Regions from separate parts of the Homo sapiens genome. Here region 1 is linked to region 2. The links are chromatin loops, found by intact Hi-C in ENCODE. Cell type or tissue: HepG2. All regions are shown on one strand.

Region 1 (4,000 bases), 230 kb after region 2:
TTAAAAACTTTTAGATATTCAGCTTGCTAGTAATCAAGAAAATGCCAGCAAAGAAAAGCAAGAAATAAGGCTAGTCCACAGAAGAAAAATCAAGTGTGTGTGGTATGGTATGATGTCTGTCATGAAATCCAAGAGAAGTATTTTATGAAAGAATGGGTAAGCTAATAAAGGAAAACAGATTAATCATTGGTATTGGCAAGAAATAGGTCATTACTAATGTTGATAAAAGCTGTTTAAGTTGAGTAGTTGGGGAAAAACATCTGATAGGAGTGGGTCATATAGAAAATGGGAGGTGAATCAGCAAATATCAAAACTTTACCCAGGAATTTAATTGAAAATAAAGCATAAAAATAGGACAGAGGGACATATAGGGATCAAGAAATGGTATTTTCAAGATAAAAGATGTTAGAACATGTTTGCGAGGCTATGGCAGTTATTAAATGGAAAGAAAAAAGATGCTGAACAGAAGGGGAATAATTGCAAGAATAAAGGCATTGAAAAGATGAGAGGGGATAGTATTCATTACACAAATGACATATCAACCTCTGATAGGCTCAAGAAAAAATTTTTATCCTAATAGGAAGAGTAAAAAAAAAAAGTAAATCTTAAAAATACAGAATAAGATGGCTGGAGGTGGTGAACTACGTGTTGGAATGTTGAGTTGTTTTTGTTTTATTTCACCTATTTCTCTATGACACATCAACTGGAAGTGAGAAGGAAGAGTAGTTGTTAGAAATTAGAGAAGAGGTGCAATATTGTCATATTGGTGAGTAGAAAAGTATATTTACTAGGCAAAGATAATAAGAATGTCTGGAAGTGTTGAGTTATCATTTGAGATTTGTGACAAAAAATTAGAGTTCAGTCATCATGGTTTTGTCATTTTCTCCAGCACCATTCAGCTACTTGGTAAAAGAGGGCAGGACAGGCCAGGTACGGTGGCTCATTCCTGTAATTCCAGCACTTTGGGAGGCCAAGGCAGGTGAATCACTTGAGGTCAGGAGTTCAAGACCAGTCTGGCCAACATGGTGAAACCCTGTCTCTTCTAAAAATACAAAAATTAGCCAGTTGTGGAGGCACACACCTGTAGTCCCAGCTACTCGGGAGGCTGAGGCAGAAGAATTGCTTGAACCCGGGAGGCAGAGGTTGCAGTGAGCCATTATCGTGCCACTGCACTCCAGACTGGGTGACAGAGCGAGACTCCATCTCAAAAATAAATAAATAAATAGAAAACCAACAACAACAACAACAAAAAACAGGGAGGACATATGATAGAATTTGAATGTTGTATAATAAATGAACCCATTCTAACTTGCTGCTTTTTAAAAAATATACCCACAAACCATCTATTTAATAATGTATTCTTGTGTTTTCAGGTATCAGACTCAAAGTCAAACAATTTAATATGAATGTCATGTTTTGTAGGAGGGAAACTTTTCACAAATTCAACTTAATATGATATATTCCACTGATTGAAAGGTCTCAGTTTCAGAAAGTTTATGATTTTAATTGAAATCTTATTTAAAGTTTAAGACTGTTCCTTCTTATCCCTTAAATGTAAATGAGGATCACCTTACCACTTTATAGTAACTGCTGTTAAGTCTAGAATTGGATTCAACATTGTAGCAATATCTGACCAATATTAACTCCAGTTCTAATGATCTTATTATTACAGTTGGACACTGTTGAGGATACACTGAGATAGCTCAACTTAGTTATGGCTTTTAGTTCTGTGCTGTGCTATTGAAAATACTAGGTTATCTCCATGAGCTATCTATTGTAAATGTTTATACAACCTACTGTAAGCTGACTTTCTGTTGACCCACAGTATTTTAATGCACTAATTTTGTGCAACAGATAATGAACTCTTAACCTCTCAAGTGCTACTCCCTGGCACACATATTATGATTTAAACAACTACTTCAGTAGCAACAGAGAAATGTAGTTGGTTAAGAAGGAACAACTTTCCTATAAAAGGAAAAGGACTTTTCATACAACTGTTCAAGGCACTTAGTCATTAACAAGGGAATACACCACATAGAACTTTGAAAAAATCTACATACAAGAAAAACTCCATTATTGATCCTCATTCATTTTTCTATAGCTTTATCATCTTTCCCTCCTGCTTGTGCTCTTAATCCATTTTCTTTTACCTCCAGGAGCTTGATCCTTCAATTACCACTATTTCTTCAACCTTCAACCACTCCCTCTCTCCTGTCTTCTTTCCCAAAGCCTACTGTGATAGACATCTTCTAAGATTGCTCTCAGTAATATCTGCCAGTATTCATGTCCTTGTGCAGTCTTCTCCCCTTGTGTGGGCCGAACCTAAAGACTTGCTTCTATTGACCAGAATAAGGCAAAAAGTGATGAGATATCACTTCCACAATTAGTTTACAAAAGACTGTGATTACATCTTGCTAGAACTCTCTCTCTCACTAACATTCTTCCCCTGTCAGCTTCTTGATTAGTTCACTTCGATGCAGTAAACTTCCATGTTAGAAAGGCCCACATGGCAAAAACTGAGAGCAGACTCTGGACAATAGGTAGTGAAGAACCATGGTCCTCAGTCCATCAGTCCACAAGGAACTGAATTCTGCCAACAATCATCTGAGCGAGTTTGGAAAGCAGATTCTTCTGCAGTTGAGATTTGAGATGACTAGGCCTGTATCTATTGTATCTAATACAATAGATAGCTCATGGAGATATATAGTAAATAATTTAATCTTGTCCAAAAAGGAGTCTGGGCCTTTGCCCTTGGCTTATGAGAGGTAATTTCTAAGCCTCTGGAATGTTGTGTCTGATAAGAGTGTCTTTTTTGCCTGGGGCCTAGGATCATACAGGATAATCTAACAGTGTGATTTGGGCTGGCAGTTGGCCATGGCTGAAAGATCAAAAATGTAATTTAGGATGGGTCTTTGAGTCACGTGATATCAGTCTGGAGACTGAGATCAACCATGTGGGTAATCACTCTAACATGCCTGCATAATGAGGACCCACTAAAAACTCTGAACACTGAGGCTCAGGTGAGCTTCCCTAGTTGGCCGTATTCTGTGCATATTTTCACACGTTGATGCTGGGAAAGTAACACATCGTGACTCCACTGGGAAAAGAAAACAGAAGTTTCACCAAACAGAAGTTTGATACTTTCTCATATGGGTTTCTTCTCTTGGCTGATTTGAATCTGTATCCTTTCCTTGTAACCATAACTGTGAATATAATAGTTTTCAATAAGTTCTGTGAATTTCTCTAGCAAATTATCAAAGATTAGGGTGGTTTTGAGAACCCCTTGGACCTATAATTGGAGTGAAAATTGAGGGCAGTGGTAGTGTGGACTGTCTGCCCCCAACTTCACGGTTGGCTAAACTATTTTAGCAACATTGCTGCCAGTCACCCATGGTGACTGACAACTTGACTGCACCTGTGAAAGTCCTTGAAGCAAAGGATTCAGTTAGCCCACCTCCGGATTTCTAGATGAGATAATAAAATTTTGTTATCTTGAGAAACTATGAGATAATTTGTTGTTTCAAGCCACTAAGTCTTGGCGTAACCTATTACATAGTAATAGATAATTAATATAACTAATAGCATACTTTTAAAAAAACAATAAAGCTTGCTTCAAGCCAAGAGTTCAATATCAGCTTGGGGAACAAAGCAAGACCCTGTCTCTACAAAACATTTAAAAAATTAGCTAGGCATGGTGGCACATGCCTATAGTCCTAGCACTTTGAGAGGCAGAAACAAGATGATTGCTTAAGCCCAGGAGTTGGAGGCTTCAGTGAGCTATGATTGCACCACTGCACTTCAACTTGAGTGAAAGAGCAAGACTCTGTTTCTGAAAAAATTTAAAAAATTGAAAAAAAATAAAGCAACCAGGCATGGTGGTTCTTGCCTGTGATCCCAGCATTTTGAATGGCGGAGGCAGGTGGATCATCTGAGGTCAGGAGTTTGAGACTAGCCTGGCCAACATAGTGAAACCCTGTCTCTATTAAAAATACAAAAATTA
Region 2 (4,000 bases):
CATTGTCATACCCAAAGTTATCTAGATCTTCTCCTATGTTACCTTGTAAGAGTTTTCTAGTTTTGCATTTTACATCTACATCTGTAATCCGTTTTGAGTTTATTTTTGTGAAGGATTTGAGAGCTGTGTCCAGGTTCAATTTTTGTATGTGAGTGTCCAATTAATCTAGCCCCATTCTTGAAAAGACTATCTTTTATCCATTATTATTATATTATCTATAATATTATCTATGCTCTTTCATTGACCATATTTATGTGAGTCTGTTTCTGAGCTCTCTGTTCTGTTCCATTGATCTGTTTCTCTCTTCTTTTGCCAATGTCACACTGTCTTGATAACTGTAGTTTTTTTTAGTCTTGAAGCGGGTATTGTCAGTCCTCCAACTTTGTTCTCCTTCAACATCGTGTTGGCTATTTTGGGTCTTTTGCTTCTTCATATAAGCTTTAGAATCTGTTTGTTAATACACAAAAAATAACTGTGGGATTTTGAATAAGATTACATTGAATCTATAAATTGAGTTGGGAAGAACTGACATCTTGACAATATGGAGTCCTTTTTATCCACAGACATGGGCCATCTTTCCATTTATTTAGTTTTTCTTTGATTTCTCTCATCAGAGTTTTGTAGTTTTCCTCATATATATATGTGCTAAGTCCCATGGCTAATGCCCTGATTGCCTACCAATATTCATTTCCTCTTTTTTCTTTATATAGAACTCTAATTTGATTTGGGACTATGGTGCATCTAGCCATAAAAATTTAATTTCCCAGGCTCTTTTACAGCTATGTGTAGCCACCCAGCCAATGAGATGTAAATGGAAGTCTCTGTAACAGTGTTTGTAAGAAATCTATTGTTTTTCTGATAAACAATGCCAGACTCAGCTGGCAAATGTTTTTTGTTCTTTGACCTCTCCTTTCTTTCTGCTTTGAATGTAGACATAATGCCTGGTGGTATGGCAGCCAATTTGAGACCATGAAACCACAGCCTGAGATTTGCCAAGCAGGAAAATACAAGGAGGCTGGTTGCCACTCTAAGTGGCCTAATCCAAATGTTATTGGAAAAGTAACCCTTATATTTGTTTAAGCTGCTTTGTTACATATAGACACACACAATTGTAATGATACACAAGCATTCTTTTGGTCCTTAAAACAGTTTTTGAGGTAGACATCATTATTTTCACTGTACAAATAAGAACACTGAGGCACCTGGAGTTGAGCTGTTCTCCCAAGTTGATTCTGTCAGCAAGTGTAGGAGCCAGGATTTGAAAGCAGACAGCGTGACCTAGAACACATGGGCTTATTAGTTCACCAGATGTCTGTGGAGACCCAGGATGAGGTAGGGGTGGGGAGAGATCTTGCCAAGCTTTGTATAAGGAGTGGATTTAGAGTTGGATCTTGAAATGAGTAGGATTTTGACATATGGAAATTAAAGGAATGAGGAGGACATTGAAGATGGAGAACAAGGTATTGCCTGAGTGTGGAGACTAGTAGATTACTGGCTTTAGCAAAGGGACCAGAAGGTCATAAAACTGGAGAAAAGTTTTTAACAGCAGGTTGGGGCTACATGGTGAGGTTTTCCAAATACAAGCCTCAAAAGTTTGAATTCTCTGATTCATAGAGAACTACTGAATTCTAGCCAGTATTGCTCAGATGGAGCACTTCAACAGGCATATTTATGAACATTTCCCAATATGATCACAACATTTAGAAACTGGAATTCATGTGTTTTATTATCCTTACCTGAACTATGTTTTTCTTTCTTAAAAATAAACTTCAGATGTCAGATATAGATGTGCAGTGCATGAGTCAATTTAGAAAATTCTTTTCCTTTAAATGGCTGCCACCTTGTGGATAAAAAGTCCTTAGTGCAGTGGTTTTGAAACTAAAACTAGATTGGTAGAAATTTCTCATAGCTAGATAGATCTTGTGTTTCATGTTCCATCTGTGAGAATTCTGTCATAAATAACTTTATGCAAAACATTTTATGTGTGTTGAATATATGATCATTTAACAGCTATTTATGCTGTTGTATCCAGTTCATTTGATGATTATAAATTCAAGATTCTGATAATTTGCCATTCTGTAATACTATACAGGAAAAAAAAAATACCAAAGAAACAAACTATAAAGAAGGGAGGAAATGTAATCATTTATTCTCATAAATGGTATTAGACCACTCTAATTTGCAGTTGTACAAGCGCTTGTTTTGCTTGCAAAAGCGTGTTGTTCATGTGCACACATGGTATGTGTGTTTACTAAAGACCTTAGTTGTCTGATTTTAACATGCTCAAATCCTTCAGTCCACTGTACACATAGACCAAGAAGCAGGTAATTAAAAAATCTCCTTATGCAAGAAATGAAGAAGATAGCTTTGAAGATCTGAAGATACAAAATTTTCTGAAGATGCCAACTCACTTGATCACAGGCAGGAGAAAAAAAAAGGTCACACTGAGACTTACCATGGCTGTTAAAGACAGTCCCTACCAGCCACCAATCCAAGAGGCTAGGTATAAGGGAGAGGGAAAATAAAGAGAAAAAGAAGACAGAATTGAGAGAGTGGACATCTGATGATCCAGGAGGATGAGCTGAAGAAGGAGGGGCAGGGATGCCCTGGGGACTGTGGGGTGTCCCTACTCCCACCGCTCAGTCCCAGCTCCACCCTCCCAGAGCCCCCATGTGAGGTGTGGGCACTGACTGAGGTGGCCCACGTCATCATGCTCTATACAGAATCTCACCTCAGGTCCCATTCTCCTCCTCTTTCACCGGATTCTGGCCCCATATTCTGCCTGGAGACCAGGAGTCCCAGTCTTATTGCAGTTTAGAGGGTCTTCATTGGAGATCATGCAAATTCTCCTGTCTGCTACCAACCCTGCTTGGATTGGTGACCAGAGGACATGTTGGCACACAGTATTCAAGAGTGCCTCCTACCAGGAGGGTGATTGGGCCACCTCATGACTGAATTCTGACATAATTTCTCCTACCAGGTACCCATCCCCTTCTCCTGCACTTGTGGGTTTTACACTATTACTTTGTCACACCATTCTGTGTCACCCTAAATACAGCCACTGGTCGGTTCTTATCCCCACCAAAATGAGTGTAGAGTTTCAGCATTTGGAATGGGAATCAGTCGTGGCCCTCTCCTTATTCATATGACCTTGCCTGCTACAAATTGCAGGAGATGTTCCTGGGCCAGACCCAAGTAATGAGATGTGATCATCTCATTACTTGGTGAGGTGAGACTAGAGGTGACCTCTCTGCTAGCACTGTCCAACATCCCTCATTCGAGAACAGCCCCTTGTGTTCCACCACCTGGAGGTCAGGCGGGGAAAGAATCCTCTATACAGGTGGTTCTGTGAACAAGAAACATTCATGCCCCCACCTAAGTTTGCTCCTGGTTGCATCAAAACCTGTTTGCAAATCTGGAGAAGCCCCAGCTCTACAGGTGAGCTCCACCCAAGCAGGTGAGCGTCACTGGGGGTAGAGGCAATGCCCAACCTAGTTTGGCTTCTTTTAGGGTTTCCTTTCCCCCCACTTCCCCCAGCCCGCCCCATCCCGCCCCTGGATTCTGGACCACTTGGCTTTATGTATCTAGCATTTTCTTGATCTCTTGTTATTAAGACATTTTGTCTTGTCCACTGTTTATGCCTCTAGCTGTGATATGCTCCTCCAGACTGATGAGTGACTGGATGTGTCAGGCCACTCACATTAGCTCCTATTCCCACCCTGTGTGCTTTCAGATCTTGGGGAACATCTCTTCCTTCCTGCAGGTGGTCCTTGAGTCACCCTTCTTCCTATCTGTCCTGGTTTGAGTGTCAGACTACATGTTGATGGGTATGTTTCTGAAATACCTAAATATAATGCTTGGCAGAAGTTAAATGCAGCTGTCTTAGTTGTTCTCCATAAACCTGTGTGTTTGAGATCCCTTTTTTTCTGCAGAGGTTGTTCTTTTGGCCAGTCCTTCGAGGCAGGTGACAGATAAATTCACCACACTGTAAATCATGAGG

The links. A loop is a pair of places that touch in the nucleus more often than their neighbours do. Peaks named below come from ENCODE experiments on the same cell type or tissue, not always from the same donor. Only the 100,000 strongest peaks of a DNase experiment are listed, where the experiment ranks them.
Region 1: it touches region 2 in a loop (8-fold over the local background); 3 of 110 quality-filtered maps call a loop at or near these places.

What each region holds. Positions count from the first base shown.
Region 1 is chr6:97,286,563-97,290,562 of GRCh38, forward strand. No RefSeq gene overlaps it. Among named protein-coding and RNA genes, the nearest start is that of MMS22L, 5.3 kb to the left of the region's middle. In HepG2, no CTCF peak of the experiment used is centred here; a DNase peak (open chromatin) is centred at 1,819.
Region 2 is chr6:97,057,809-97,061,808 of GRCh38, forward strand. All of the region lies in intron 4 of KLHL32 (kelch like family member 32), which reads left to right. Among named protein-coding and RNA genes, the nearest start is that of KLHL32, 140 kb to the left of the region's middle. In HepG2, a CTCF peak has its summit at 1,854 (motif pointing left); no DNase peak of the experiment used is centred here.